7 separate regions of the Mus musculus genome follow, and all the other regions are linked to region 1. The links are chromatin loops, found by intact Hi-C in ENCODE. Cell type or tissue: heart. All regions are shown on one strand.

Region 1 (4,000 bases):
CCCAGGAGGCATTTTCTTAACTGAGACTCCTGTCTCTCTGATGACCCTAGCTTTTGTCAAATTGACATAAAACTCACCAGAACATCTACCAGGGTCCTCGAGCACTCTACAGCTGCTGGGTGAGAGCCTGGGGATGCTTTTCATTATCTTACCTCTGCAGTGATAAGGAGAATGAAACATTTTATAAAATGAGGGTTCCTTGATGAAGACTTATGGCTTCACTCATATGCCCAAACCAGGAGCATACGGTATCTCCTGCTATGGATGCCTTTAGTAACTAGATGGGAACATTCTCCTACAGGACAGAAAAGGCCTGAGAGAGTACAGGTACCAGTGACTGAAATCATCCCCAGGTTTGTTTTCTCATAGAACTCAGGATCACCAGCCTAGGGTAGCACCATCCACAGTGGGCCTGGCCCTTCTCCACCAATCACTAATTAAGAAAATGTTCAACAGGCTTACAAGCCCAATCACATGGAGGCTTTCTCAATCTTGGTTCCCTCCTCTCAGATAACTATGGCTTGTGCCAAATTGACAAAAAAACTAGCCAGCACAGACCTCTTCCTAAATGTCTCATCCTGTTGGTTTAGGACAGAAAAGCCTTATCTAATGAGTAATTTGGGGATTGAGAAGGCTTCCTTTCAGTAGCCTGTATCTTTCCAACGCTTTCAGTAAAGAACAGCAAGTGGCAGCCACCGGCTAGGAGAGAGGGGCCTAGAGCCTCTGCTTGTATGACTCTTGGCTCTAAGCTAAAAGAATTTCTTACATGCTTGCACCTCGGCCCACCTAGAACGCTGTGACCACATGCCTTTCCTCTTCCCCATAGGTGGCTTTGGGAATCCCGCCAACTGACTTCCAAGCTAACAGTTAGCGTGACCTGGTGTCATTACTGCAGGCTGAGCTCCCTAAAGTATACACATCTGCATCCGTTTGTTTCCAGGCTCCCTCATCATTAATGTGCTCTTTGATGTTTCCTTATAAGCTCTGAAAGTGAAGTCTGATTCTGCAGCTAAATTCCTGTAACGAATATGGCTAAATTACCTTCCAGGTCTGGATTTCAGTCACGCCCTCCAGAAAACTGAGATGTGTTCAATTTTATTTATTAAAGAAGTAGTTCCCAAATATTTTGCACTGGCCGGGCAATGAGGACCAGGCATTCAATGCCCCTAGAGTCGAGCTGGGGATCTAAAGGCAAGAAGCTCGCATTAAGCCACCTTGAATTGGACAGTGATAGAGTAAGTGCAGTTGAATCCAAGCACTAACAATGGTGTCTACCGAAAAGGATGCTGGTGGCTTGGGACCAAGCTCTGACATCCCTGAGCTACCAGTGATTTTCCAAAATTGGGTGACTGGTTCCGTGGGCTCCAGCTTCTCATGCAGGACGCGGGACTTGGACAAATGGAGTCTCCGGGTTTCGATGACAAGAGCCTCATAGGGCTGAAGGGCGCATTCTTCACCTGAGACAATGTGCTGGGTGATGCCCGCTGGACCACTCCCGCGCACCAAGCCTTCCAACGATGGCGTCTTTGCCGTCGCTGTGTGTGGCAACAGCGACACCACCTGGAGAGAGGTAACTCTAGCACGTGACTTTCCGCGGGCCTGAGTGCCGGTGCTGCTTCTTCTCAACATCCAGCTTTGCAGCCTGCGAGCTTCAAGCATGGCCAGACGAGTGAAGTCACACAGTGCGGGTCCGTGGACCCGCCCCTGGGGGTTAGGTTCCGCGCGACAGACACGGAGGACAGTGCCCAAAGCCATAAAGACTACTGCGCCTGCGCACTCTTACCTTTGAGCGAACTCGTCACCGCTTGAGAAATTTGTCCTAGACGACTTACCGTCTGTTTCCAAGACAACCGAGAGCCTCCTGGCAACAGCGCGCGGCCTGCGCCGGTCTCCCGGCCCATCAGTGCAATGGCTGCAGCAAGTCCCAGCGTCTTCCTGCTCATGATCACCGGGCAGGTAGAGAGCGCACAGGTAAGCAGTCGTGGACTCCGCCCGGGGACGGCCTGTTTCTCTCCCCGGGCTCTTCGCTCAGCTCCTAGAAAGCCAAGATGCTCTGAGCATCTCAAATAAATGGAAAGGAGAAGCAGCATTTGAGAACCTTGGCTCCAGGTAGATGAACCGGACAAGCTTGAGTGAAAACAGACCTCGAGGCGTTCAGCTGGTACCACTTGGATCCTGTTTACTTGGTTGAGTGGTGGCCTAGGACTAATGGGACTGAAGACTCAGCTGATCCATTTAACAGCTGGGAACTTACCGGAAGGCAGTGGCCAAGGTGGGATTTGACCCGGTCCGTCTAAGAGACAGAACTTTGCTACATTATTCTTCTGGGCTGCTTGTTGAAAATGCCCATTATTCCTACATATTCTGAGGTTTGGCTGACATGCTTTAGGTTCTGCCAAGTCTGAAGCTCAGTAGGTGTTCCTGCCTTCCCATTCATTGGTACTGCGTCCTCCCTGTTTTCCTCTATCCGATTAGAGGATGTCTGGGCTGCTTACTCTGGACACCTTCCTTGGCGTCTGCCCTGGGCCTTCCTTTCTCCGGGACCCTCAGTTTTAGCCATGTTCTTTGGCCCTGTAGCTTCTGGGTTTCACGTGAGCATCATTTCTGTAGAGCTAATTTGTGCCCAGCACTGGAGATGCGCTGAGGCATGAAACCTGTTCCTTCTTCAGTCTAACAGGGTTATCAGATAGACATTAGGTACCCACATGCAGAAATGCAGAGAAGTGAAGGGAGCCAAGCAATGATCCTTAAGCCAGCTAGAGACTGAAGGGGAACTCTGAAAGATGGGCAAGGGGCCTACCACATGTGGACTGAGAAAGACAAGACAGAAAGTAGACCCTGAGCAAAATAACCTACGGGTATTGGCAGTCTGGGACTAAGCCTGACTTCCTGATTTCCATTCCCTGCCCGCCCTGAAACCCATGTCCACCTCCTCAGTCCCAGATGCCTCGTGTTCCTAATTCCTGTCCACTGCATCTGCCTAGCTAATGTGTGGGCCCAGTTTGCCCTTTCTAGACAGAATCCTGTATACTTTTTCTCTCAGTTTCCAGAGTATGATGACCTCTACTGCAAGTACTGCTTTGTGTATGGCCAGGACTGGGCCCCAACAGCGGTAAGTTGGACTCATGGGCCTCCTCTGGTTAGAGCTTTGGTGATTCCTGAATCATACCCTTCTATTCGAGACCAAGAGGTAGACACTAAGGTCAGAGATGACCTAAACATTGCATTTGTTTTTGGGGGAAAGCTAGTTTATAGAATACAGTCACTACTGGGTTCGCTGGTGTACCCCTGGAGTCTGTTAGTGGCAGCTGAGAGGGACAAGTAGCAGCCTAACCAGGCAGGCTCTGGAGAACCACCTGCCAGTGGCTTTGGACAGCATCAGCCAATACCCCCACCTGAAAACAAAACATGGCCCCTTCTCAGGCAGCAGAAAACAACCAGGAGCCAGGACAAAATGAAGGATCTCTTCTTAAGGTTTTAAGGAGTCTTTTTACCACAGGAAGCGGCTGCAGTGCAGACCACTATGATACTATACAATAGTTTAAAAAGTGGAAGCCAAACAGGATAGCATATGCCTGTAATCCAGCACAGAAGGCTGAGGCAGGAGCATCTCTAGGAATTCAAGGTCAAGCTGGGCTACATATATAATACCAAACAAATGGAAAAAATAAAATTAAAGCCCGACTTCTTTGAGCCCAAGTTTCTTCATTTGTATCACGGACATGTTAATATTTTTTGGTTTTTCTAATGCTTTCAATATATATTAGAGATTAATTCCATTTTAAATTATGTGTGTGTATATATCTGTGTATGGGTATGAATGCAAGTGGCTATTGAGGCCACAGGTCAGATCCCCTAGAGCTGTAATTATAGGATGTTGTAAGCTGCCTTTGGGGCTGGAGAAATGACTGAACAGTTAGAATGGGTACTTTTGCAGAGGGCCCCAGTTTGATTCTCAGCACCCACATTGTGGCTCACAACCATCTGTAACTTCATGACT
Region 2 (4,000 bases), 310 kb before region 1:
GAGATGGCTCAGCAGTTGACTCCAGTTCCAAAGGGATCTGACACCTCTTTCTTCCAGGCATACCTGTACATATATACAGACAGGCACATACCTAATTATAATTCAAATAAAACAAATCTCAAGAATTATATATTTGAATCTCTTTCCAGATAAAATATCCTTTTAAGCATCCTTCCTAGGACATGGTTTACAGACAAAGTATTTGCTTGGCATGAGTGAGGTCCTCAGTTCTAGTCTCAGTACTTCAAAAATATATATAGAAAAAAATATAGTCAATCATTAAGTAAGCATCATCCAGCTTAGACACCAATCAACTTATGGTTCATCTTCTGTTGCCCCCTCCTCCCCCTTCTCCCTCCTCTCTTGCGCGCGCTCGACTGGCCAGGAAGAACGACGCTGCAACAGGATCCTTCTGCACACGTTTATTGGGAGAGCTTGATTGTAGAGGCGAAAAGACTTCGAGCCCAGAACTAGTGCTGCTTTTATAGGCCTAGGAGGGGCGTGTCTCACACCCGGATTGGTTATGCACTAAGCCTCATTTGCATGTTCCTCATCTGATTGGCTACTCTCTCTCAGTACCTTACAGAACCTCATTATCATACCTCATTTGCATGTCTCACATCTGATTGGTTATACTCTCAGTACCTTACAGAACCTCATTATCATACCTCATTTGCATGTCTCACATCTGATTGGTTATACTCTCAGTACCTTACAGAACCTCATTATCATGCCTGGGCCAGGCAGTGTCTTTGCAAAAAACTTTACTGCATATGTACACATTGGTTGTTTGTCCAATCTTATGCGTGGTGGCCAGCAGTAGTCAGTGCCACTCTGCAACGGCACATGTGGCTTCCCACACTCCTCCCTCTCTTCCTCCCCCATTCTCCTCTCTTTCTCCTCCTCCTCCCTTCTTCCCCCCTCCTCCTCTCTCTCCTTCCCCCCTCCTCTCTTTCTCCCCCCATCTTCCATTTCTGTAGATCAAATCTAGAACCTCATACATGATAGGTAAGTGCTGTACTGCTGAGCTACATTTGACCAGAGTGTGGGGTCCTTAGATGGAGGCTGGCCTTCCCACACAAGCAAGGAGAGAGAGATTCCCCCTTCCTACTTTGCAGATTAGACATGATCTCATGGAAGCCCCCTTTTTAAAAAAGGTTTTAAAAGTTGTTACTGTATATTTGGGTACACGTGGGTGCCCATGCCAACACACACACACACACACACACACACACACACACAAACACACGAGTCAGAGGACGTGGGAATTAGTTCTCTCTTGTCACCAAGTGGGCCCCAGGTATCAAACTCGAGCTGTCAGGTTTGGCGGCAAGCTCCTTTACCCTCTGGGCCATCTCACAGGCCTAGTGTTTCTCTTGCAAAGCACACAAGATGCTGTGAGTATCCCTCTGTGATCTGTTCTTTGTTCTTTCTATGGCCCTGAAACTTCCTTCTTATCTGTTAGACTATCATGGGAATTTGGGCATTCTTGGTGGACCACAGTCAGAGGAAGTTGTCCTTGGATTTGGCCTGCTCCACTCTGAGAGACTGCAGCACACAGACACTAGATGGCGCGCTAGGACCTCTTGCGATGCACTGGGCGTGACAGTTGCCGCAGAAGCATCCCGTGCTCACTGTTTCTCTCTTTCCACTTCCATCCGACCCTTCTCGCTCTCAGGGTCTCTTATAGACATTGAAGGCCATGCCTAATAAAGTGGGAAGAGGGTCTCAGAGTCACTGGCGTGATATTTGAAGTTTTTGTTTAAAGTTTGAAGAGGGTTGTCTTATAAAATGTGCATCCAGGCTGGTCTGAGTCTGGAGTTCCCTGTGTTATCCCCACAACCTGTTACAGTAGTGGCTTTTAAAATGGATTTGGCGGATCCTTCCCCCCCATCACTTTCTATGTCCGTGGTTTGATATGATCAGTGAGGTTCCAAATCAGGCAACCAGAGGAGCTTGGCTCCGCTGTAGCTCGATTACAGGTATGAACCCATTAACCCGTCTACACTAAAGATCAGTCTCAGGGTTGCTTATGTGTGCAGCAGGTGGTGGGGACGACACAGACCATCTTGTCATGTTAGGCCAAAAGTCACAGTGTGTCTTCTGAATTCCTGAAAGAAAATATAGGGATCCTGGCTAAATGACCACATCGGATTGTATTTGGGACACAGAGGGGACCTGTAACCAGATGGTACCAACGTCCCCCTTAGCCATCTCATGAAGGGAAGGAAGTCCTCTGAGGAGAATTGTCTCCTCAGTCCCATATATGAAATTCTAAAGTGGATATGTGAGGAGGGGAGTGAGAGAGGGAGATGGAGATGTTAAGGGGGAGGAAGTGGGAGCAGAATTGCCAGGTGGAGGTGTAGATTGTGTGGAGACGCTCAAAGGTGAGTGGGTGCTTGAGTGTGCATCAAAATGGCATCTGGGGTTAAGGTTATGGAGACAGACAGGCTAGTGGACAAGTCTAGAGGGGCATATGACATCCTTCTCACAGCTAAGAGGTCACAGTGCCTTGCATGTGGGGATCCTCAGAGTCGATTTTTAAAATTATGCTGAAAGAATAATTGGAGGGCATGGTTACAGCTTACTGTGCTGTGATGAGATGGCATCTCAGAGTGGATATAAAGGAGCATTCTTGTTAGAAAGGAAAATAAATGCTTTTTTGAGAGTCTAAGGGTCAGGTTTAAACAAGCATTTGACATCCCAGGAATGAAGGAAAGGGAACAGAAGGTGCAAGCCCATTGTGCAGGCGCTACCAGAAGCACAGGATTTACCTAGAAAAGGTCTTTCTAAAATCTATTAGCAGATTGTAAGCGACGGACTGGAACCCAGTGGAAGACATAAAGCACCCAGATCAAGATGAAAATGACATTCAGTAGAAGTAGTCACCAGGAGAGGGGTCAACTTTAATAGTAGCTCCTCCCAGAACATGTGCCGAAAATTATCATCTCATGAGAGGTCAAGGTGGTAAGCCAACCTTCATAGCATTTTCAGTTTTAAATAACATTTACTGTGATGCAATTATTGGCCAACTTTCTTTTCTTCTTTCATTCCTTTTTTTAAAAACTTTTATTGAGGAAGCTGGAGAGATGGCTCAGTGGTTAAGAGCATTCACTGCTCTTCTGAAGGTCCTGAGTTCAAACTCCAGCAACCACATGGTGGCTCACAACTATCCGTAACGAGATCTGGTGCCCTCTTCTGAGGTGTCTGAAGACAGCTACAGTGTACTTACATCTAATAAATAAATAAATCTTTAATAAAAAAAAAACCTTTTATTGATTCTTTGTGAGGTTCCCATCATGCACCCCAGTCCCACTCAGCTCCCAGTTCCCTCATATCTGCCCTTCACTCTTGCAACCTCCCCCCCAATAACACCTAAACAACCCCAAAGAATAGAAAAGATCTCCCCATGCAAGCTGCAGTGTGTCATAGTGTGTCCCACTCTGTCCACACATCTTCACTTGCAAATGTTCACTGCAATGAGTCATTGGCCTGGTTCGAGGTCCCTGGCTTCTGTGACACCATCAATATCGGATCCTCACCTGGACACCTCCCAGTTATCCTGTTGTCGCCCCATGTTGTGAAGATCCTGCAGCTCTGAATCATCGAGACTGGCCCTTTCATGTGTCCCAACCGTTTGTAGATGATATAGATTCTGGGATGGGCCAACTCAGAGCCCTGGCTCTGGGCCTGGGTGGTAGCTGAGCTGGTCAGTTCACCAGCTTCCCCTTTCTCTGCACCGCCAGAGCCAGTTGTCCAGCACTGCTCCAGCTCAGGACGGCTTAGGCGATCCAAGGTAATTTGTGGCTTATACATGGATTTTAGGATTTTTTTTTTTTCAGTTTCTGTAAATAATGCCATTGGTACCTTGATAGAGATTGCACCAACTCTCTGGATTACGGATAAGGATTCTCAGATGCCCTCCTTTCACATTTGTATCCCTGGTGTTTGTTTCTCTTAAAGCTTTAGCTAAGACTGTTCAAGCATTGTCTTGAATAAG
Region 3 (4,000 bases), 74 kb after region 1:
TTTTTTTAAAGTTTCTCGTTTCTTGGTAACTCAGATGTTTGGCACCATACACCCCGCAGCGAAAGGAGACCAACACAGCCCCCATCCTTCTATCTCAGGGCTCAGGGAAAAATCCAAATACTGAACAAAATTACTCAAATCAACCCATGTGGAACAGTACTTTGCAATTCATGTTTATGAAACAACAACCCAGCCACACAGTTACACATAACTAGCCTAACTTTAAAACTAGGAAAACCAAACTTTAAAGTCACAAAAGCAGCCTGGGTGTGGTGGCCCACATCTTTAATATCTCCACCCTAAAAGGCAGATGCAGGTGGATCTCTGTGCATTCCAGGCCAGACTGACTACCCAGTGAGAGCCTGTCACAAACATAACAAAAGCAAACATTCAAAAAAAGAAAAAAAAAACCAAGACCTACAGGTGTTTCCCCAACACAATCATTAATCACAAATGCCCTAAGAAAAGCTGCAGTTCCTCCCAAGCTCGTTTAAATACAGACAAGAGCTTCATTACCAACAATACATAGATGGAAAGCTTAATTACCAATGCAAAGCCGATCACCGAGAGAGAATCCAGTATCTGCCGCTATCACTCTAAATCTAGAGTTACAAGACCACAAAGTTCCCGTTAAGTCTTTCTTATATTACATAATAGGGACATGGATCAAAGAAATTCACCTTTTTCAATCATTTCAACCCAATTTCAATCCCTTCTTCCACAGGGTATTTTCTTGACTGTGCAAAAGAAGAATTCACACTTCTTTCTCATCTTCCCTTGCCCATTTTCTTGTATGAATGTTAAAAATAGCAGGCAAGCGATTTGGGGGAATCCTAAACGTTGAAGAAATCCTTAAGTGTCCCAGAGTTGGGGCTTCCAGCTGTGTCAAACACCCTATCCCTAGATGACCTTGGGCAAGCTAACACATTTTGGGCCTTAGTTCCCCTAGTCAAAAAACACAAGAATAGCTAAATCCTATCTTTTCTGAAACATAGACTTCAAATGCGTTCCCAAGGCAGCACTAAAGTGAAGAGGCCGCTGGGAAGGACTGAGGCCCGAGACCAAGCAACAGACTTACACCGGCCGACCTAGGGTTTCTAGGGAGCTCAGACAATCTGCTCCCCCTGCAAAACCACTGGGCCAACTTCAGGTTGCAAACAAAAACCTGTTGGCCCGGACTCCTCTAGGAATGGCCTGCCTCTCCCAACGCGCTCGGCTCGCGCTCCGACGAAGCCGGCCCACGGGAGAGCGAGGGTCTCCCGGAAGAGGCCGACCCCACGCGCGGCTCGCCCACCCGGACTCGCCCAACAGGGCCGCCAGGTCTCTGCCATCCCACGCGGAACAAAAGGCAGCTGGAGCCTGGCTTCGCCGCCCCCGTCCCCGCTGTGCTGTGGAGTGGGGGCCGGGAAGGGGAATCCAGTCCCGGGGGCGAGAAAGACGTGGGGAAGAGTATCCCCTTCCCCCGGTCCCCTGAGGGAGGGCCGGCCGGCTCGGACCCGGTTCGAGGGGCGAGCACGCTCTGGGGAGGGGCGGGGTTGTTCCAAACTGAAGGCTCTGTCGCTGAGGTGTGAGGCGAGGACAGGAGCCAAAGCCGGGAGGCAGACGTCGCCTCTCTCTCGGCTCCGAGCGGGCTCAGGTGGGGCGGGGCCTGGCTGAGCCGTCCAGCCGGGTGGGGTCCGGCTGGCCGCACGGTGCACGCCCCGGCCGGCGAGGGGGAAGCCGGTGCTCTTAGGGGCGTCCACGCACTGGAAGAGAAGGTCTGCGCGCAGCCCCGCCCCGCCCCGACTCCCGAGCCACCACCACACCAAGCCCCGCGAGTCCCGGCTCACCTCCGTTCCTGGCCAGCGCGAGTGCAAGGCTGCAGCCGCCGGCGACGCGGGAGAAGCGGGAGCGACCCGAGCCTGTGCAGCGTTTGACACCCACACGCCAGCCAACATGGCGGCCGAGAGGGGGCGCGCCGGCAGCGAGCGCGCGCGCGCGAGCCCCGCCCTCCGAGCGCGGAGGCTCCTCCCACACACACTGGCTCCGCCCTGCCTCGCTCCTAGGCCCCGCCTCCAAACCGGTCCGCCCCTCCCACATATGCCCCCAAGGCCTTCTCTAAATAGCTCCTGCTTCTACACAAACCTAACAAATTTATGAAGCCCTAACTCAGAGTCCAACACATCCCCCCTACCTCAACAATTCCCCAGGGCATACATAACTACCTTAACCATCAATCCATGCTCCTCCCTTAAATCCTCAAGCACAGAACCCCGCCTAGCCTAATCAGAACCATGGTCTCCTAGTATTTCCTCTTGCACGTGAAAAATGTTGTGATGAAGAGACAGGAAGGAGGCCAGGTGCCAGACAGGGTTGATTTATTTTGCTACAAGTGCGTTCACTTCATGAAGATTCACTTATGCATATTTCAGATTTGTATACTTTTCTGTGTGTGCATTTCAATAAAAAGGTTGAGTCCAGAACTTTGGCAGCCCAAGTGGTTGAACCCTCGGCCGCTCGAGTCTCCCATGATTCATCAGGATACTGGGATTTAGCAACCCCAACTGCAAGCCTGCAGTCTCACTCTTATGCACCCAACAAAGCAATGTAGGGCCGGCCACATGCCAAGCTACAGCACACAGAGGCAGGCCAGAGATGAGAGCAGAGCCTTATACAAGAAGGTAAGGAGAGTCCTTTCCCTCTTTCCCCAAGAGAGGATCTCAGAAGGGTCAGAACTGAAGGCTAGACCCCAAAACTGCTAGCAGAGAGCCCTCATAACAGGGTCTAGGACATGAATCAGGGCTCAAGGGGAGAGTACAGGGAACTATTTCAGTTGTTTGAATATGCTTGGCCCAGGGAATGGCACTATTAGGAGAATAGGCCTTGTTGGGGTGGGTGTGGCCTTGTTAGAAGAAGTGTGTCACTGTGGGAGTGGGCTTTGAGACTCCTAGCTGCCTGGAAGACACTCTTCTGTTGGCCTTCAATTTAAGATGTAAAACTCTCAGCTCCTCAAGCAGTGTGCCTGCCTGGACTGTGCCCTGCTTCCTGCCATGTTGGTAATGGACTGAACCTCTGAACCTGTAAGCCAGCTTCAATTAAATGTTGTTTTTATAACAGTTGCCAGGCTAGAAAGATGGCTTAGCGGTTAAGAGCACTGACTGTTCTTCTGAAGGTCCTGAGTTCAAATCCCAGCAACCACATGGTGGCTCACAACCATCTGTAATGAGATCCGGTGTCCTCTTCTGGTGTGTCTGAAGACAACTACAGTATACTTAAATAGAATAAATCAATAAATCTTAAAAAAAAAAAAAAAAGAGTTGCCTTAGTCATGGTGTCTCTTCACAGCAATGCAAACCCTAAGACAATTTCTGTAACCAATCTATGCCCAAAAATTTCATTCTGCCTTTGCTCACTGAAGGAGAGTTTGCAGGTCATTGTACTTCTCAGAACCACAAGTACATTTTTCCTATAAAGAACTCACAAATTCACAAGAAAGAAAAGGCACCTGGGTCTCAAAAGCAGGGAATTTAGAGTCCTTTTCTCGGCCCACGATATATTAAAGCTGGAGGCCACCCCTAACACAAGGTCATGTGGTCACTTTTCTTTTGAAAGTCTAGCTGGAGAACATTCTGGATGCTGGAAGCCCTGACCCATAATTTACTGCTACAGTGTGTCCCTGGATTAATGAATGAAATCACATGTTATGTACCTGCTTTGCCATAAAAACTATAGTTCCATTTTGAACTGGCCCATTGGGTTTCAGAAAATGTGATTTCTCTGTTCCTTATCACAAAGTAACAGCCACTTCTGTAACAAAAGACTAGTTAACAGGAGTGGGCAAAATACAGCTGACTTGATCATTGATGTGGCCAGAAGCCTTCAGCAGTAAAGACTCAAAAGACCCAGAGAAAGCTGACCTACTCCCTATGTGTGTTCATTTGATGAAGAATGAGCCACCATACAGAGACATGATTAGACAGAACAGGGTAGCTCTAAGAGAGGAGACCAGAGAGGTTTGCCT
Region 4 (4,000 bases), 120 kb after region 1:
TCCCGTGTGTACAAAGCGCATGCTCTACCATGCAGCACACGCTGATCTGGCAATTTCTTCCTAATGCTCGCTCTGTCGGTCTGTTCATTACATCATGGTGTGAGGACAACTTTAATTCTTTCTCAAACACTGCATTGTCTCCTACAGACTCTGTCCCCGTACTGAAATTAATGTACTGGATAGAGAGATTCTGCCTGACCTAGAACTTGCATCAATCTTTCTGCCACCGCCATCTGGATAATGGGGTTACAGGTGGACAAGACTAAATTTTATTTAATTAGCAATTTTTGAACATGTACAGAAATATAAAGTATGAGTCCCTACCACACAGCCACCAGTGTGTTTGTTTGCTTTGTTTTTATTATGCCTTTTTTATCTATCTATCTATCTATCTATCTATCTATCTATCTATCTATCTATCTATCTATCTTTAAGGCAGGGTCTTATGAAGCTCTGGCTGGCCTGTAAATCACTTTGTGGAGCAGGCTGGCCTGGAGCTCAGAAAAAGCTGCCTCTAGTTTCCTAGCTCTGGAATTAAAGGCACAGGCTGCCATGCACAACTACATCTGTCTACATTTCAATGTGAAGAAGGAGGAGGAGGAGGAGGAGGAGGAGGAGGAGGAAGAGGAGGAAGAGGAGGAGAAGGAGGAAGTATTGTAAAAGAAAGAGTAATGGTCTGTGAATTTTTGTTTCATTTTCTGTGTCTCTTTTGTTTTGTTTGAAACACAATATCACTATGAAACCATGGGTTTCCTTACGAGCATCTGAATTAGAATTTAAATTCTGAAGAATTGCCATCTTTGGTTGGGGTGCAGTTCAGTGACAGCGGGTTGACCCCAAACCAAATCAAACCTGCTGTCCGATTGTTTATCCATCTCCTTTAGGAAGAGAGCAAGCTTTCTTTGACTGAGGCCAGGCTCCTTCAGCGTTTGGTCGCGTTCTTGGTTGGCAGTACTTGTTTGTATTGTTACCTCAGTGAGCCTGACCCATCAGAGCTTTTTAAAATACACACATACACATTTTATTTAAATCAGATAATGGGAGAACAATTTGTGAGTTCCTGGGGTGGAAAATTCCCGAGCGCAGGAACCGCAAGGCAGAAGCGCCCCCAGCTGGCCGCTCCTGGCCAACTGCCCTCGCGACCGCGCCCTGTGATGCTGGGGGGTGGGGGCGCTGAGATGGGGGAGGACTGGGGGAGGGGGGTGTCTAGAGAGCTGTGGGGCTGAGATACTGCGGGAACGGGGTTAAGGGATTGTAGAGTCGGGAACTGGGGAACTAGGGAGCAGAGAGACTAGGAGTGACGGCCACCTGTGAGGCTGGGGAGCTGGGCGTGGTGGGTGGGTGGGGGATGGGGAGCTGGGGAAGCTGGGATACCAAAAGCTGGGTCGGGGTGGGTGCTGAGTCCGCAGAGCTGGGGGGGGGGGGCTGGGTCTGAGGGCAAAACTGGAAACTTGGAGATTGAGTTCCGTGGGTTGGACAGTTGGGGGTCTGCACCCTACCCCACCCTGCCTGCAGCTACCACACACACTTTACTTTCTGGTCTCTGTGTGGGTCTCTACATCTGAGGAAACTCAGCCTGGGTGGCCAAATGCCTGCGCTGGGCTGGGTTTTGGTGGTTTGAGCATCCAGAACGGCGGCAGGAGGGAGGCCTAAGGTGCCTGCCGCAAGAGGGCAGAAGGGCGGTGGTGCTGTTTGCACATCGCGGGGAAAGTGCTCGTCCCTGCGCATGCGGCTTCCCACCGCACTCCTACACGTTGAAACTGTCCGTTGTGGACCGAGTAAGGCGCACCCTGGACGCCTGGTTCTTGAGCCTGTGAAGGGATGGGTCTCTCTACTCAGTGAAAGAAACTTAAGGAATTTTTTTACTTAACTGGTACCTGAAGAGGGTGGTGTGATGGTGGAGGATAAACCGATTCGAAGGAGGGTTTGGGCAGAAAGTCAAGAGAGTCAAAAGGCAAAGGGAAAGCGGTGAGTTGGAAGTTGTCTAACGTTTGTACAGCCTTGGCTTCCATTCCCAGAGCTTTTCTTTTTTAAGTGCACTTAGGAAAAAAATCTAGGCTATATTGATGACTTAGAGGAGAATAGACTCAAGAACCTGCCCAAGCGCACTGTGGCAGTGAGAATGCTCTCACGTGCTGGGACACACACACACACACACACACACACACACACACACACACGGATAGGTAGGTAGGTAGATATAGACAGACAGAATGGTAGAATGGGAAAGCCAGGCGTGGTGGTACATGCTTTTCATCCCAGCATTCAGATGGCTGAGGGAAGCAGAACTCACCAGTTTGGCATACATACCCATGCAGAGTGACCCCGTCTCAAACAAACGAACAAACAAACAAACAAACAGAAATAATATGGAGAAAAAAAAATCTGTCCTCACCACCTGCAGGAGGCTCTAGCTTCTGCACCTGCAGACTTTTTCTCAAAACACACTCACATGCACATAAAATACACAAATATTTACCTAAAAATTTAGGGGTGCAAGGATTGTCCCATAGCTTTATTAAAAATGGTTAATAAATAGTGTGTGTGTGTGTGCGCGCGCGCGCGTGTGCACACGTGGAGGATAGAGGTCAATGGGTGTTTTCCTTGGTTACTCTTTTTTTTCAAGATTTATTTTTAATTATGTGTGTCTTCATTTGATTTCTGTCGCTATGATGAAACACCAGGGCCAAAAGCAACCTGGGGAAGAAAGGGCTTATTTGGCTCACATCCCATCATTAAGTCAGGGCAGGCATTCAAGGTGGAAACCTGGAGACAAGAACTGAGGCAGAGACCAGGGAGGAGAGCTGCTTACAGGATTGTTCCCCATGGTCCTTTTGCCCCTACGACCACTAGCCTAGGGGTAGCACTGCTCACAGTGGCTGGGCCTTCCCACATCAGTCATTAATTAAGAATATGTCTCGGGCCGGGTGCGGTGGCATACACCTTTAATCCCAGCACTCTGGAGGCAGAGGCTGGAGGATCAGATATTGAAGGCCATCCTTGGAAGTTCAAGGCCATCTTGAACTTTCATGGACTACAGGAAACCCTGTCTTTAAAAAAAAAGAAAAGCTGGGCGTGGTGGAGCACGCCTTTAATCCCAGCACACGGGAGGCAGAGGCAGGTGGATTTCTGAATTCAGGGCCAGCCTGGTCTACAGAGTGAGTTCCAGGACAGCCAGGGCTACACAGAGAAACCCTGTCTCGAAAAAAAAAAAAAAAAAACCTTAAAAACAAAAACAAAAACAAAAACTATGCCTCCATAGACATTCCTACAGGCCAGTCTGATGGAGGCATTTTCTCAGTTGCTGTTCCCTCTTCTCAGATGACTCTAGCTTGTCGCAGAAAAACTCACCAGCATAGTGTATGTGGTTGTGTGTCTGCAACTGATCTTTTAAAATAAATTTGTTTTTGTTGTTGGTTCTGTTTTAAGACAGGGGCTGGAGATATGGCTAAGGGATTAAGCAGGCCTGGATTCTCACGCACACACTGTGGCTCCTAACCACCTGTAACTCCAGTTTCAAGGGGCCCAATACCCTCTTCTGGCTTTTGTAGGCACCAGGTATGTTTGTGGTACACATATATATGTGCAGGCAAACACTCATACACACAAAACCATCTAGAATCTTTAAAAAAAAACCCAAAAACAAAAACAAAAAAAATAATGCAAAGTGGTTCCTGCGGACATGTGAGGACGAGAGTGTGAATCCAAGCAGCTGTGTAAGAGCTGGAGGGTGCTGGAGAGATGGCGCAGCACTCAAGTGCACTTTCTGTTCTTACAGAGGACCCAAGGTCAGTTCCCAGCATCCACATGGCAACTCCCACCCAGTAACTCCATTTCTAGGAGATCCATTGCTTCTTCTGATCTGCATGGGTTCCTGCATGCACACGGTGGACATACACATATAACAAATGAACTACCTACCTAACTAAATATTTTTAAAAGTCCAAAGTGGTGGTTTGTGTCTGTAACCTCAGAGCTGGGAGATGCAAAGAACCCCAGT
Region 5 (4,000 bases), 73 kb before region 1:
GCACAGAGTGCCATTTGCTATTTGGGGAAGCTTCCCAAATGAGAGTCACAAGCCTTTCTTTTATGGTGATTTATTTCCTTTAGCATAATGTCCCTAAGTATCGCCCACTCGGCATGTGACAGAGCCCCCCTTTCTGAAGGCTGAGTGACATTCTACTGCACGTTGGTTTACCACCCTTGCTGTTAGTGGACATCAGGGCTGCCTCCCCTTTGGTGACAGCACTTAGCACGGCTGTGCATAGACTCTCAGAGGGTCTGACTCCAAAGCTTTTAGGTACATGACCAGATGGATAATACGTGGCTCTATTTTTGGTTTTGAGGTGCCTCCTACTGCTTTCTACACTGCTGCCCAATTTTACATTCGTGCTAACAGCCAAGTCTTATGGAAAACTTTTATCTCAGATCCGTTACCCACAAAGTGAAGGTAGAATAGAATGGTTAGGTTGTACTTTTATCTCACTGATGAATAATTTAGATATTTCTTACATCGGATCACTAATGTTGCTTCTTTAGCTACTAAGAATATCAGCCCAGGGGCTGGAGCAATATCAGTGATTAAGAGCACCGGCTGTGCTTACAGAGGGCCCAGGTTCAATTCCCAGCACCTTCATGGCAGCTCACAACCATTTGTAATTCCAGTTGCAGGGGATCTGTTGCCTTCTTCAGACCTGTAACAAGGTACCTGTAGTGGAATTATAGTAGAATCATTGTATGTAGTGTAGACATCAGAGCAAGTAGTTGTTTTTCTGAAGGAGCTTGACAAGCCTGTGGGGAGTGGTTCTGATGCTAAGGTCCTGTTCCCCAATTGGTCCCCAGTTTGTCAGTAAAAGAAGCCAGGGGCCAATTGCTGAGCTGAAGGTACAGGTGGGACGTCTGGGTCTCAAGAGGAAGAGGAGACACAAGGAAGGAGTGGAGTGTTTTCTGCCATGCTTTGGAAGAAGAATGCAGCAACCATGTGAGGTCTCGGGGGCAGCTGGGGACTGTGGCCACCACTATAGGCAGGTGGTCATGGATGTTTGGCAGGGACTAAGTGGAACCAGCCACTGAAGTTTAGGGCAGATGAAGAGACAGAGATAATAAATCGGTAAGGGCACACTTTTCCAGGCGACAGCTATCAATGCTGAGCAATTTTGCCAAGAAAGCAAGTTACAAAAGAACATACTCTGTGTGTGTGTGTGTGTGTGTGTGTGTGTGTGTGTGTGTGCGCGCGCGCGCGCGTGCGGGCAGGCCCGCATGTGTGCTGTCTGTCTGTCTGCCTGCTTTCTGTCTGTCTGTCTTTTATCCCAGGATTCAAGGGAAGCTGGGAAGGGGCTGATAGTAAAGCCCACTTCCTGGAGCAAGATGAGTGGGGGCTCCAGAGCACAATCACCTCCCAGAGCTCAAGGTAGTAGCATAAAAACTGCACACAACACAAGCCTTGCATGACCTTGGTCACAGGATGGTCCTGGAACACCTGACATGCCTTGCATTATTGGGTACAGCAAACAGTGTACAGTAAGGACACACATGGCGAAGGCTGATGTTTTCCTTCAGGAAACGCAGAGGTTAGATGAGGGGCTTTGGTATGAGGAGCTCATTTTATCCAAAAACAACTTTTGTGTAACAATCAACAAATATGTTTCAGCCAGGCAGTGGTGGCTCACGCCTTTAATCCCCGAACTCGGGAGGTAGAGGCAGGTGGATTTCTGAGTTCGAGGCCAGCCTGGTCTACAAAATGAGTTCCAGGACAACCAGGGTTACACAGAGAAACCCTGTCTCAAAAAACCTAAATAAATAAGTAACTAAATAAATAACTATGTTTCAGTGTGGTTGCTCCAGCTTCAGCTCACGGGGACTACTCCTTCCTGCGGCCTCAGATCCTGGTTGCATTCTGGAGTGACATTCTTTCTTCAATCAACCCACACAATTCAGAACACCGGCAGGTATCAGACATGTACGTGGTACACAGCCATGCAGGCAAGCAAACCACTCATAGCACATAAATTAAATCTTAAAATATAGCACAAGTTCCTAACTCATCTGTTAATCTAACAACAGAGACATCAGTCCTCAGGAAAAATGTTTTAGAGATATACTCTATTCTACAGACACGCACGTACATGAACACTCATGCAAATGCATATATACACAACATGCATATACAAAATATAGGTAACATTAAACTGTAAAGCTATTATCTTGATTTGAAGTTGGCATTGTGTTAGAACAGGAAACTTTAAAGAGTCCACCAAAATCTTGTTCAAACTTAAAAAATGCACTAAGAATCTGTATAAACTACACCGCTAACATACAAATCTACTATGTTTGCATCTCAAAAAGAGATTTGTACAGTCATTTGTTTTTTGTTTTTTTGAGGCAGACTTTCTCTAGGTAACAGCCCTGGCTGTCCTGAAACTCACTTTGTAGACCAGGATGACCTCAAAATCACAGAGATCCACCTGCCTCTGCCTTAGGAGTACTGGGATTAAAGGCGTGCACCACCACACCTGGTCTATTGTAGTCATCTTTATTATTTCCCAATTGCATTAATTATTAATTAATTAATTAATTAATTGTATGTGTGCAAACATGTTCATGTATTTACATGTGCCATTGGTCAGAGAATTGCCTGTAGAAGTATCACATTTCTTTTTGTCGATATATATATATGTGTGTGTGTGTGTATATATGTATATGTATATGTATATGTATATGTATATGTATATGTATATGTATATGTATATGTATATGTATATATATATTATCCTTGACCTCTAATTTTAGCCTACAAGGCAGAGACAAGAAGATTGCAAGTTCAACAACCTTAGGCATTTTAGCAACTCTGTTTCAAAATAAATAAATAAATAAGTAAATAGATGGTGTGAGTGAGAGGGCTCAGTGAGTAAAGGCATTTTGTTGCCAAGCCTGATGACCTGCGTTTAATCTTTGACACCCACGTGGGAAGAAAGAACTGACTCCATGTGTAGCATGCACATGCCCAAGTTCAGACAGACAGTCAGACAGACAGACAAGCAGATAAGTAGAATGCAAAAAACGGATCTGATGTAGCTAAAGATGTAGATTCTCACTGGTAGAATGCGGGTTTAGGGTAACCAAGGCTCCAGGCTGAATACCAAATACCAAGAGTGCATTCCCCACCCATAACATAAAACAACATGGTAACAACATGAGAGTGGATGTATCAACCAGTGGAGCAGAACAAAGTCTTGACATAAACCCATGGACATGCATCTGATCCCCGACAAGGTGTCAATGACACACGATGGAGAAAGGACAGTCTCTTCAACAAACAGTGCTGGGAACGTAGATATCAAACATTTAGAATGATGGACATGGACTTCCATATTACACCACATGCAAAGAAAGATCAGTGCAAAATGGTTAAAGAATAAGACTCAAAGAAAAGTTAGGAAAAAAATCTTCATGTTATTGAAACGGTCAGCGAGTTTTTAATAATTCATTTTTGTTTTATATGCATTGGTATTTTGCTTGCATGTGTGAAGCACATTGGATCCCCTGGAACTGGAGTTACAGACAGTTGTGAGCAGCTATGTGGGTGCTGGGAATCAAACTCAGATCTTGAAGAGCAAGCAGTGCTCTTAACTGCTGAACCATCTCTCCAGCCTAGGCAGTGAATTTTTGATATGACAAAAGTGTGAGAAACAGACACATGGGACTTTGTCAAAGTAGAAAGCCTCAGTGCAGCGAAGGGAAGAGTCAGCAGCTGGAAATGCAGCCTCTGGAAGAGGAGAAAATATCCACAAGGTCTATAACTAATGAAGGTTTCACATCCACAACCTGTATAGAACTCACAAACTTCAAAACCGGAAACAAACATAGACAACCAGGCAGACATCTTTCCGGCTATTCAAAAGATCAGTGGGTTCATGAAAGAATGTTCAACATCACCAGCCATCGGGGAAACTAGTCAAAAATGACTTACCAATCCACGTGTGGGTATTATATACATATACAAAGAAATCAAGCGTTGGTGAAAACGT
Region 6 (4,000 bases), 1.6 Mb before region 1:
ACCCACCCATAATCATGCTGGACTTCAGCCAAATACCTCATGATGCCCTCGAAACTGTCCTGTCAGTGTGAGGTGGCCTTTGGGCACAGAAGAGCTCTGCTTATCATGTGGATATGTCGTGTGGATGGGTATTTCCATCTCTGCCCAGACTCTAGTGTTGGAAGGATTCACTGCCAGGCTCTTCCATGGAATGCCATTTATCCTTCTGTGGGGCCCTGGAGAGGCTGCCAGGCCCGTGCACGGTCACCTCTGCCACAGGAAGCAGCAGCCAGTGTATGCACTCCAGTGGTGTATTTTCCAAAGAGCACACAAGAAGGTATAAGTCCAGGTGTTCAAATAAAGGCAAGAAAACAGACCAGAAAAGCTGAGGTGTCACAGTGGACCACAAGGTACGTGCAAGACAAAACAGTCTGTGTGTAGTCAAACCGGCCAGCTGAGCTCAGACCCAGGTAGAGTGTGTGGTGCTGAGCAAACATATGCCCATGGGATTCCCCAAGCTTTCTGAGGAAGCTGTTCAATGCGAGGCAGAACATAAGCACAGTAACAAGGCCTGGGGGGGCCCAGTGGGCCTCAGCTCACAGGCAGTAGGTGTGGGAGATGCCAGAGAGCCAGGGTCCCTACTCCCAGGACCCGTCAACCCATGTCTGCTGGGATACTCACCTTAGAACCAGATAACTCCAAGTGCTCAGGCACTTCCTGATTATCATGATTGTCTTTCAGCACACAGCAACCTGAGACCCAGAAGACATGCCGGGGTGTGATATTCCTAGTTAGGGGACCATGGGACATAAGTGCACGGAGTCAAATGCATAACCTGGGTTCCACTGTGACCTAGGCTTTCCACATGGGTCTGGCCCCCACACTGACCCCTGGGGTGCCACTGCTGCCCAGAAAAGCCCCTTGCCATCACCTGAAACTCCACCTTCAAGTAAAGAGAGAACAAGTCCCTTAGCAAGCTCAGCTTCAAGACGTTAAACAGTTCAACAGAGGCCTGGCAACCCTAGCCTGACATCCACACAGAACACAAACCAGGAGTCCAGACAGAAGCTTCTCCCAATAGCTACAACAGCAGTGCTCACCAGAGTGAGTGAATGAGAGAGAGAGAGAGAGAGAGAGAGAGAGACAGACAGACAGACAGACAGACAGACAGATCGTCCCACCATCCCCTGTGGGATGTGCAACTGGACAGACCTGGAGAAAGGAGAGAAAGCCCTCACTAAGGTTACAGCCTGGAGGATGGCTGAGGGGTGACTTGCAGGAGCTGTGCAGAATCACCACAGTAACAGAATTCAGGCTGATGGGAACCAGAGATCTAAATGAGCTTTCTTTGGGATGACGGGAATGTTCTGGAAATGGGTAGTGTGGTGGTGGTGGTGGTGGTGGTGGTGGTGGTGGTGGTGGTGGTATCTCTTCTCAACCTCAGTTTCAGTACCAGGGGGGTGGAGCCAGTGATTTTCCCAGGCTGTGAAGGAAACACCCACCCAGAGCCATCAGGCTGGGTTCCAGGGCCAGCAGAGGTGTCACTGGGCCATTCTCTGTGGACTGTCTGTCTGCAGCAGCTAGAAAATAAGGCCAGGGCACTGAATGGCGACCGCTGCCAGCCCAGCCAGGTTTAAAAATAGGATAGGGAAAAAAAAAATCAACTTCCTTGTGTTCACACACGACCTCAGGGGCATTGGTAGGAAAACAGTCAAAGCTGGGTGGGTGGCTGAGGCTGGAGGATGTTTGTGCTGGCATCACACTGTGGCTGTGCTGGGTTGTTCTTATAGCCACTCCCCGCCCAGCAGGGCAGCTGAGGACCCAGCCCAGAGCTGCCTCCACGGTGCCCTCCATGCTCCGCTCCGCTCAGCTCCAAGGACAATTTAGCAATCAGAACTTCAATTAACACTGCATCCTGAGGATGCAGCTTTCGGGAAAAGGCTGGGGCAGAGGAGGACAAAGAGGCTGGCAAGTTGGCAGCTGGGTGAAGCCACCTGGCTACATGACAGGGAACTGAAAGGACCCAGAGGCAGGGAAGGAGGGGGCAGGCTGCCATTTATGACACATGTGCCCATCCCTAAAGGGCTCTGGCCTGCACAGAGCCCCTCAAGCCTGCAGGAAATAACATCCCACTGTCATCGTCCCACGGGGAGATTGCAGAATTGCGTCCCTCACTGAACCTTCTCCAGTACCTCCTGTATGTTCCCGGTTGTCCCTAGAGGCTTTTGCCAGCTGCCAGAATGGTCCCTGGCAGAAGGACTGGTGCCTAGGAGCAGCTAGCTCTGGTAGCTGATGCCAATGGGCTGTTTCAGGTCTGCCCATGTCAGGCACAGTCTTTGAGGAGGACACTAATATCTAATTTAGAAAATGGCACAGGCTAGCCCTGCCAAAGATTCACCGGATGCCTGGTTTCTTGTATGTGGAGTTGAATTTCCCAGTGCCCAGTTTCAGGATGAAGAGTTTGAGGGGCTGAGAAGTCAGGAGACTTGCTCAGGGTTGGAAAGGTAGGAAGCATGTGTTTTGGAAATCCTGGGTTTGCTGGAACTTTCCACATTCACCATGGAGAGTTGCCACATCCCCTACCCCAGCCGCAGTAGCCCAGCATTAATGTGAGACCGGAGGAGTTCCCAGTGGGACTGATTTGGAGGAAAATGGACAGAGGCCACCCAGTGAAGGATCATGTCTACTTCCCTGTATCCCTTCTCCCTGCAACCTGCTTTGTGTTTACTTGGTTGGAAGGAGGACCTTGGGACTCTCAGGCAGCATGTAGGAATTGTGTCTGAGGAAGCGGAAGCCAGCCCCACACAGCAGGTCTGCTCAGACTTCCTTCTGTATAATGAAATGGTAAGAATCACAGCAGAGTGTGGAGTGGTTGCTCTGTTCTGGACACTTCTCAAGACCATTTGGGAAAGAAAGCTGAGAAGCAGATGGCCTGGGTTTGCTGGCAATGGAGGGGAGGCTGTGACCTGGGCCTCCTTCATGGTAGCTCAGGAAACACTGTGACATGTCTCTGTAGACATTTTAACTCCTGGGTCAACATTAGCCTGACTGCATCAGCCAGGACCAAAAAGAGCTTTGAGAAGTTATGTGAACCTGTCCTTGTCCTGGAGTGAGAATTTGGACAGCAGACAGAACACCCCAGAAAGCTCATTTTCTAGGCCTTTTTTCCTTCCTTCCTTCCTTCCTTTTTTTTTTTTTTTTTTTTTTTTTTTAAGATTTATTTATTTACTTATTATATGTAAGTACACTGTAGCTGTCTTCAGATACTCCAGAAGAGGGCATCAGATTTCATTACGGATGGTTGTGAGCCACCATGTGGTTGCTGGGATTTGAACTCCGGACCTTCGGAAGAGCAGTCGGCGCTCTTAACCACTGAGCCATCTCGCCAGCCCCTCCTTCCTTCTTTCATTCCTTCCTTCTTCTCTCCTTATTTCCCTCCTTCTTTCCCTCCCTCCCTCCCTCCCTCTTTTCCTTTCCTTCCTTTTTTATTTTTTTTGACAATGTCTCACTACATAACCTTAGCATGATCCTGAATTAACTAAGTAGCTCAGATTGTACTTGAACTTGTGAACTTTCTACCTCAGCCTCCAGAATTCCAGGATTACAGACCTGTGGTGTGCCACTATGCCTGCTCTGAGGCCCAAGTGACCTGCCCCATCTTTGCATGCATCCTTGTCAAGTCAATTGTAGGATTGACATAGGATTGTCCGTATCCGTCCACGGGGCCCATTTCTTCTTACTCTGGCACTTGGAGCTGTGGCATGGAGACAAAGACAAAGGATGCAGAGCCCTGGCCCAGGAAGCTCTTAAGCTCCTGTGGCCCCCAAGGACACAATGAGCCCCAGTAGAGCTGCCTTTTCTGGGAGTCTCGAAAGCCTGTGTTGCCTGACTAGCACCTGACCTGTACTAGTGACGTAATTTCTGACGGTGTCACAGAAGGTTTTGTGTCCAGACTCAGATCACAGCTAAAGCCAGACTTGCATATGTTTGGTGACCTTTGTGTCCTTGAGGACATGCTGTG
Region 7 (4,000 bases), 160 kb before region 1:
AAATACTCTTCTTCTCCTGTGTATCTTTGTCGTGTCAGCCGCAGATTGCAGGAAGGTAGAAGGAAGCCACTCTACCTCCCTCATGGGAGTGAAAGGTTAATAACTAATTGTTCAAGGAACCGGGGATATGGAAGAATGACCAGACTGACAGAAAAAAACAGCCTAATGTAATTTGCATGATGCAAAGGTCCAAGCAAGAACCTACTTAAAGTGAGTGATGCTTAGCTGACCACAGGGACCCCCGTTAAAACAAGCATGCGAAAACCAGCTTCCAAGACTTGCTCCTCACATAGAAACATTAAGTATTGGAAATGTCTGCAACCCAGCATAAAGGAAAGATAAATATGATCTGCCAGACCCTACTACCCTCAGAAGTACTTGGTTTTATACACACAGTGGTATGTCTACTGTACCCCAGAAGTAAACAAAATTATTACATATGGACCAAACACTTTCAATATGCTTTTAAGAAGAAAAGAAAGGCCCATAGAATACCTGCAGAGGTACCAAGATGAACAGAGGGCCTAAGAAGCCTAAACCCTCCAACACAGTCCGTTAATATATGGAATCAAAGCAAACAAACTCTAAGTCAGTTTATCTCAGAGTGGGTATAACTCGACTTGACATCTGTTTCGGAAGCGTCAGTGCCTTGCTTCAGGGAGAGCTCACAGAAGCTAATCCAGATGTGTCCCACAAATGCCCCTCCAGTCCTATATTGCAAGTCTGCCCCAGAGCTGAGAAAATTGTAGCTTACCTGGGTGAGCAGGCTCGTGAGAGACAGCGGAATTCAGGGCCACGTTTACCTTCAAATTGGCATGTACTTGAGCCTAGAAAAGTCAGCGAAACTCAAGTTCGGGTGGCATCAGGGAGCCTTGCTAAGCATGGCCACTTGGCTTAGGAGAAGCCATGTCCCTTGACTGACACCTGAGACAAAGCTGCTCTGGTTCACTGTGACTTCCTAAAGACTGAAGAGGTTCCTGGGTAGGGAGGGAGTAGACAGATCTAAGAGGGACCAACCAAGGTCGCTGGAATGCTCCCTTCTCCCTTCTCATCTTCTTACTTCAACTGCCCTGTCTACCCCCATGTTCCCAGACCTCATGTTGACCCTGGGAAGGTGGGGGGGAGGAAGCATTCTCTCTCTCTCTCTTTCTCTCTCTTTCTCTCTCTCTCCCTCTCCCTCCCTCCCTTCCCTCCATCCCTCCCTCCCCACTCTCTCTCTCACACACACAGTACTAGGATGAACTTGGAGAAAATCTCTAGTTCCAATTCTTCTCCTGAAACTGGCTTTTCACTGCAAGAGACCAGAAATGGAATTCTGTTTTACTATTCACTGAGCAAACAAAGGGGAGTGATCGGGGCCAGGGTCTCACAACCCTTCACCTCAAAATCCAGTTAAAACAAAACAAACCTAATAATAATTAAAAAGCATAAAAATAGCATAAGAAAAAAAAAACTTCTCAAAACGAAAGAATGCTTGCCACATCTGGTCTGGTTTGGCATCTGCAGAAAGACCCAGGCAACAGTGAGGACGGTTACCTACCTGTTGACAGGCGCGTTTCCAATTGAGCCGAGCAATAAAAGCCAGGAAGCACGTGGTCTGACAGGTAGTGCAGATGATGATGCCTGACCACAGGCCTGCAGAGGGCGATATTTGACAGCTTAGCTCATGGAGACAATGGCCACACTAAGTCAGTACTGGTAGGCAATCAGGCAAGGTAGAGTTGCTAAGGCTACCTGACGGGATTCATGCCAGAGCAAAAGGTTCAGGAAGTTATTTGGACCCTTTCTGCTTATGGTAATTGGATATTAAGAAAAGGGCCAGTAGTAAGGAAATAGTTTCTCCTGAAAAACTACTGCTTCATGATGAACTTTTTTTACCTATATGACCTATGCATGCATGTTTGTAAATTTACATGTGTGTAGATACTTGGGAAGGCACACGTGCATGTGTAGGGAGGCTTGAGTCTGTCATCAGCTGTCTTCCTTAATTGTTCTCCACTACAATATTGAGGCAGGGTTTCTTTCCACCTTATGTCTTGAGGCAGCGTCTCTCACTGAACCCAGAGCCCCATGTTATCTGACTATATAGCTTGCTCTTCAGATTCCCTGACTTTGCCTCCACACAAGACCAGTCAGGACACACCTGAGCCACCCTCATCCCCCATGATCCTCTCCTACTCCTCTGCTTACCTTTCAACTTTCTGCCAAGACACACGGGGGGGGGGGGGGCGGGGGGGGGGACGGGACACAGGATGGGGCGATTCCCTTATGTAACGGGATCCGAATACACAGACTTTGCAAATACAAATCCATAGAAGGGCTGAGGCTAAGCCTTGAGTTGTAATTCAAAGGCTTATCTTTACTCTGCTCTTTGGTGCTAGCTGCCCTCACATCTTATTTATCAGGAGTGGTCAGCAGGCTTCTCTCAGGAGTGAATCAGTAACCACCTGCCAGGTCTAGGATGGAGTAAGAAAAGCCTCTGGCTTCCTCCTTCAAACGAATGCCCAGTTTTGCCTAGAAACCACACTCTCATTCCAAACTTTTTTTTTTTTTTTTTTTTTAACAGAAATACCTGCCTAGCTCAGGCTGTAATTTGAGTAACAGACTTGATTTTCGCTGATGCCATAATCCCTATTAAAAGATGCAGGATGCTTACCAGAATTCTCTGGGCAGAGCCATAATTTACATGTTTGAAAAACCATACAGGAAATTGATAGCCATTGTGATTAATCAGTCTGCTTGTAAAAACCTGCAGCCTTCTGAGGCACTGCGGGGAACCTCTTACATGCTGCACACTCTAATGCTGGCAACAGGAAAGATAAAACCAACCTTACTGTATTTCTATTTAAGAGGCCACTAGAATGACTGAGTACAGGTCTCACACATCCCTCACCTCCCCAGGGCCTCCACTCTTTCCCTCCAAGAATCCCCAGCTCCCTCTACTTTGCCCACAACAGATACACTTCATGAAATGAGTAAGTAGGCCAAATATAGACCCTGGGATATAGATGTATCTATATTTTAAAGTAGATTCCTTTCTAAAATTTTAACTCAGCTGGACATGGGAACACACACCTGTAATCCCAGCGCTTAGGAGGCTAAGGCAGGCTGATCCCATGTTCAAGACCTGCATGGACTACATGGGAAGACTCTAAAAAAAAAAAAAAACAATAACAACAAAACAAAGTTGGATGTAGCTGGACATGATGGTGCATGCCTGGAATCCCTGAACTCAGGAGGCAGAGGCAGAATTCTCTGTGAGTTCTAGGTCAACCTAGTCTACATAGTGAGTTTCAGCACAGCCAAACTTATAATAGAACTTCTTTTTAAGTAAATTTCAGATGTATCACTTACTGTATAAAATGATAGCCTCGCAAGGAGATAAATAAGCTAATTACCTTGGCCTAAATAGTCCACATTCTCTGCTATATCAAAACATTACTTTGTGCTCCATAAATGTTCATAATTGTGCTTGTCAATTAAATTAATATTGTCAATTAAAATAATATTAATAAAAATATAAAAAAGACTACAAAATGTCTTCTTGGTATTTTGTACTGATTGCATGTTATCGTAATATGATTTGGAATTGTGTTAAATAAAAATACTACTCAAAATCCAGACTCCTCTGATGTTTCCACTGGCCTGCCGTCAGCGTATCCAAGCCATGAACAACACCGGAAATTCGGCTAAATAACAGCCACACCTTCATGGCCACAGAACTCTGGCGATCTCCATCTTTGGATAACCCCAATATTTTTAATTAAAATATTATTGAACTTGAGAAAATGGAAAGACACAAGTTAAGACGTGAGACTGGAGGCCCTCAGCAGCCCTCAGATGACTTCTAATCACCTCCAAGTCTGCCACACTGATGGATTCAAACAAGTCACGCCCAAGTCAGTCAGTCCTTCACCCCAAAGACAACAGTTAGGCTTTCCTGTAACCATTTAGTCACAGCCAGTGAATTATCAATTATTATTTTAGAAACCAAAGCTGG

Evidence for each region. Peaks named below come from ENCODE experiments on the same cell type or tissue, not always from the same donor. Only the 100,000 strongest peaks of a DNase experiment are listed, where the experiment ranks them.
Region 2: a loop joins it to region 1, with 6 times the contacts of the local background. A loop is called at or near these places in 12 of 42 quality-filtered maps.
Region 3: it touches region 1 in a loop (6-fold over the local background); 11 of 42 quality-filtered maps call a loop at or near these places.
Region 4: a loop joins it to region 1, with 8 times the contacts of the local background. A loop is called at or near these places in 17 of 42 quality-filtered maps.
Region 5: a loop joins it to region 1, with 2.7 times the contacts of the local background. A loop is called at or near these places in 2 of 42 quality-filtered maps.
Region 6: it touches region 1 in a loop (15-fold over the local background); 2 of 42 quality-filtered maps call a loop at or near these places.
Region 7: a loop joins it to region 1, with 5 times the contacts of the local background. A loop is called at or near these places in 10 of 42 quality-filtered maps.

The regions. Positions count from the first base shown.
Region 1 is chr11:61,503,301-61,507,300 of GRCm38, forward strand. B9d1 (B9 protein domain 1) reads left to right here and starts at 1,844. Exons shown (of 7, transcript NM_013717.3): 1 at 1,844-1,971; 2 at 3,044-3,112. The coding sequence starts at 1,909. It overlaps B9d1os (a long non-coding RNA gene), which reads right to left and starts at 1,786. Exons shown (of 1, transcript XR_141098.4): 1 at 1,085-1,786. In heart, a CTCF peak has its summit at 1,567; a DNase peak (open chromatin) is centred at 1,741; H3K4me3 peaks cover 1,445 bases; H3K27ac peaks cover 877 bases.
Region 2 is chr11:61,192,011-61,196,010 of GRCm38, forward strand. It overlaps Gm42080 (a long non-coding RNA gene), which reads left to right and starts at 3,689. Exons shown (of 3, transcript XR_879911.2): 1 at 3,689-3,796. In heart, a CTCF peak has its summit at 1,571 (motif pointing right); a DNase peak (open chromatin) is centred at 1,601; H3K27me3 peaks cover 911 bases.
Region 3 is chr11:61,577,738-61,581,737 of GRCm38, forward strand. It overlaps Epn2 (epsin 2), which reads right to left and starts at 1,950. Exons shown (of 11, transcript NM_001252188.2): 1 at 1,830-1,950. In heart, a CTCF peak has its summit at 1,928; a DNase peak (open chromatin) is centred at 1,614; H3K4me3 peaks cover 2,349 bases; H3K27ac peaks cover 1,731 bases.
Region 4 is chr11:61,618,815-61,622,814 of GRCm38, forward strand. No RefSeq gene overlaps it. Among named protein-coding and RNA genes, the nearest start is that of Grap, 33 kb to the right of the region's middle. In heart, CTCF peaks have their summits at 1,086 (motif pointing left), 1,669 (motif pointing right) and 2,418; DNase peaks (open chromatin) are centred at 1,117 and 1,687; H3K4me3 peaks cover 1,660 bases; H3K27ac peaks cover 1,588 bases.
Region 5 is chr11:61,430,790-61,434,789 of GRCm38, forward strand. No RefSeq gene overlaps it. Among named protein-coding and RNA genes, the nearest start is that of Rnf112, 21 kb to the right of the region's middle. In heart, no CTCF peak of the experiment used is centred here; no DNase peak of the experiment used is centred here.
Region 6 is chr11:59,898,287-59,902,286 of GRCm38, forward strand. No RefSeq gene overlaps it. Among named protein-coding and RNA genes, the nearest start is that of 1810063I02Rik, 21 kb to the right of the region's middle. In heart, a CTCF peak has its summit at 1,994; DNase peaks (open chromatin) are centred at 95, 1,645, 2,125 and 3,905; H3K27ac peaks cover 2,743 bases.
Region 7 is chr11:61,347,905-61,351,904 of GRCm38, forward strand. It overlaps Slc47a1 (solute carrier family 47, member 1), which reads right to left. Exons shown (of 17, transcript NM_026183.5): 15 at 1,541-1,635; 16 at 755-827. Among named protein-coding and RNA genes, the nearest start is that of Slc47a2, 7.0 kb to the left of the region's middle. In heart, a CTCF peak has its summit at 1,637 (motif pointing right); a DNase peak (open chromatin) is centred at 1,627; H3K27me3 peaks cover 1,270 bases.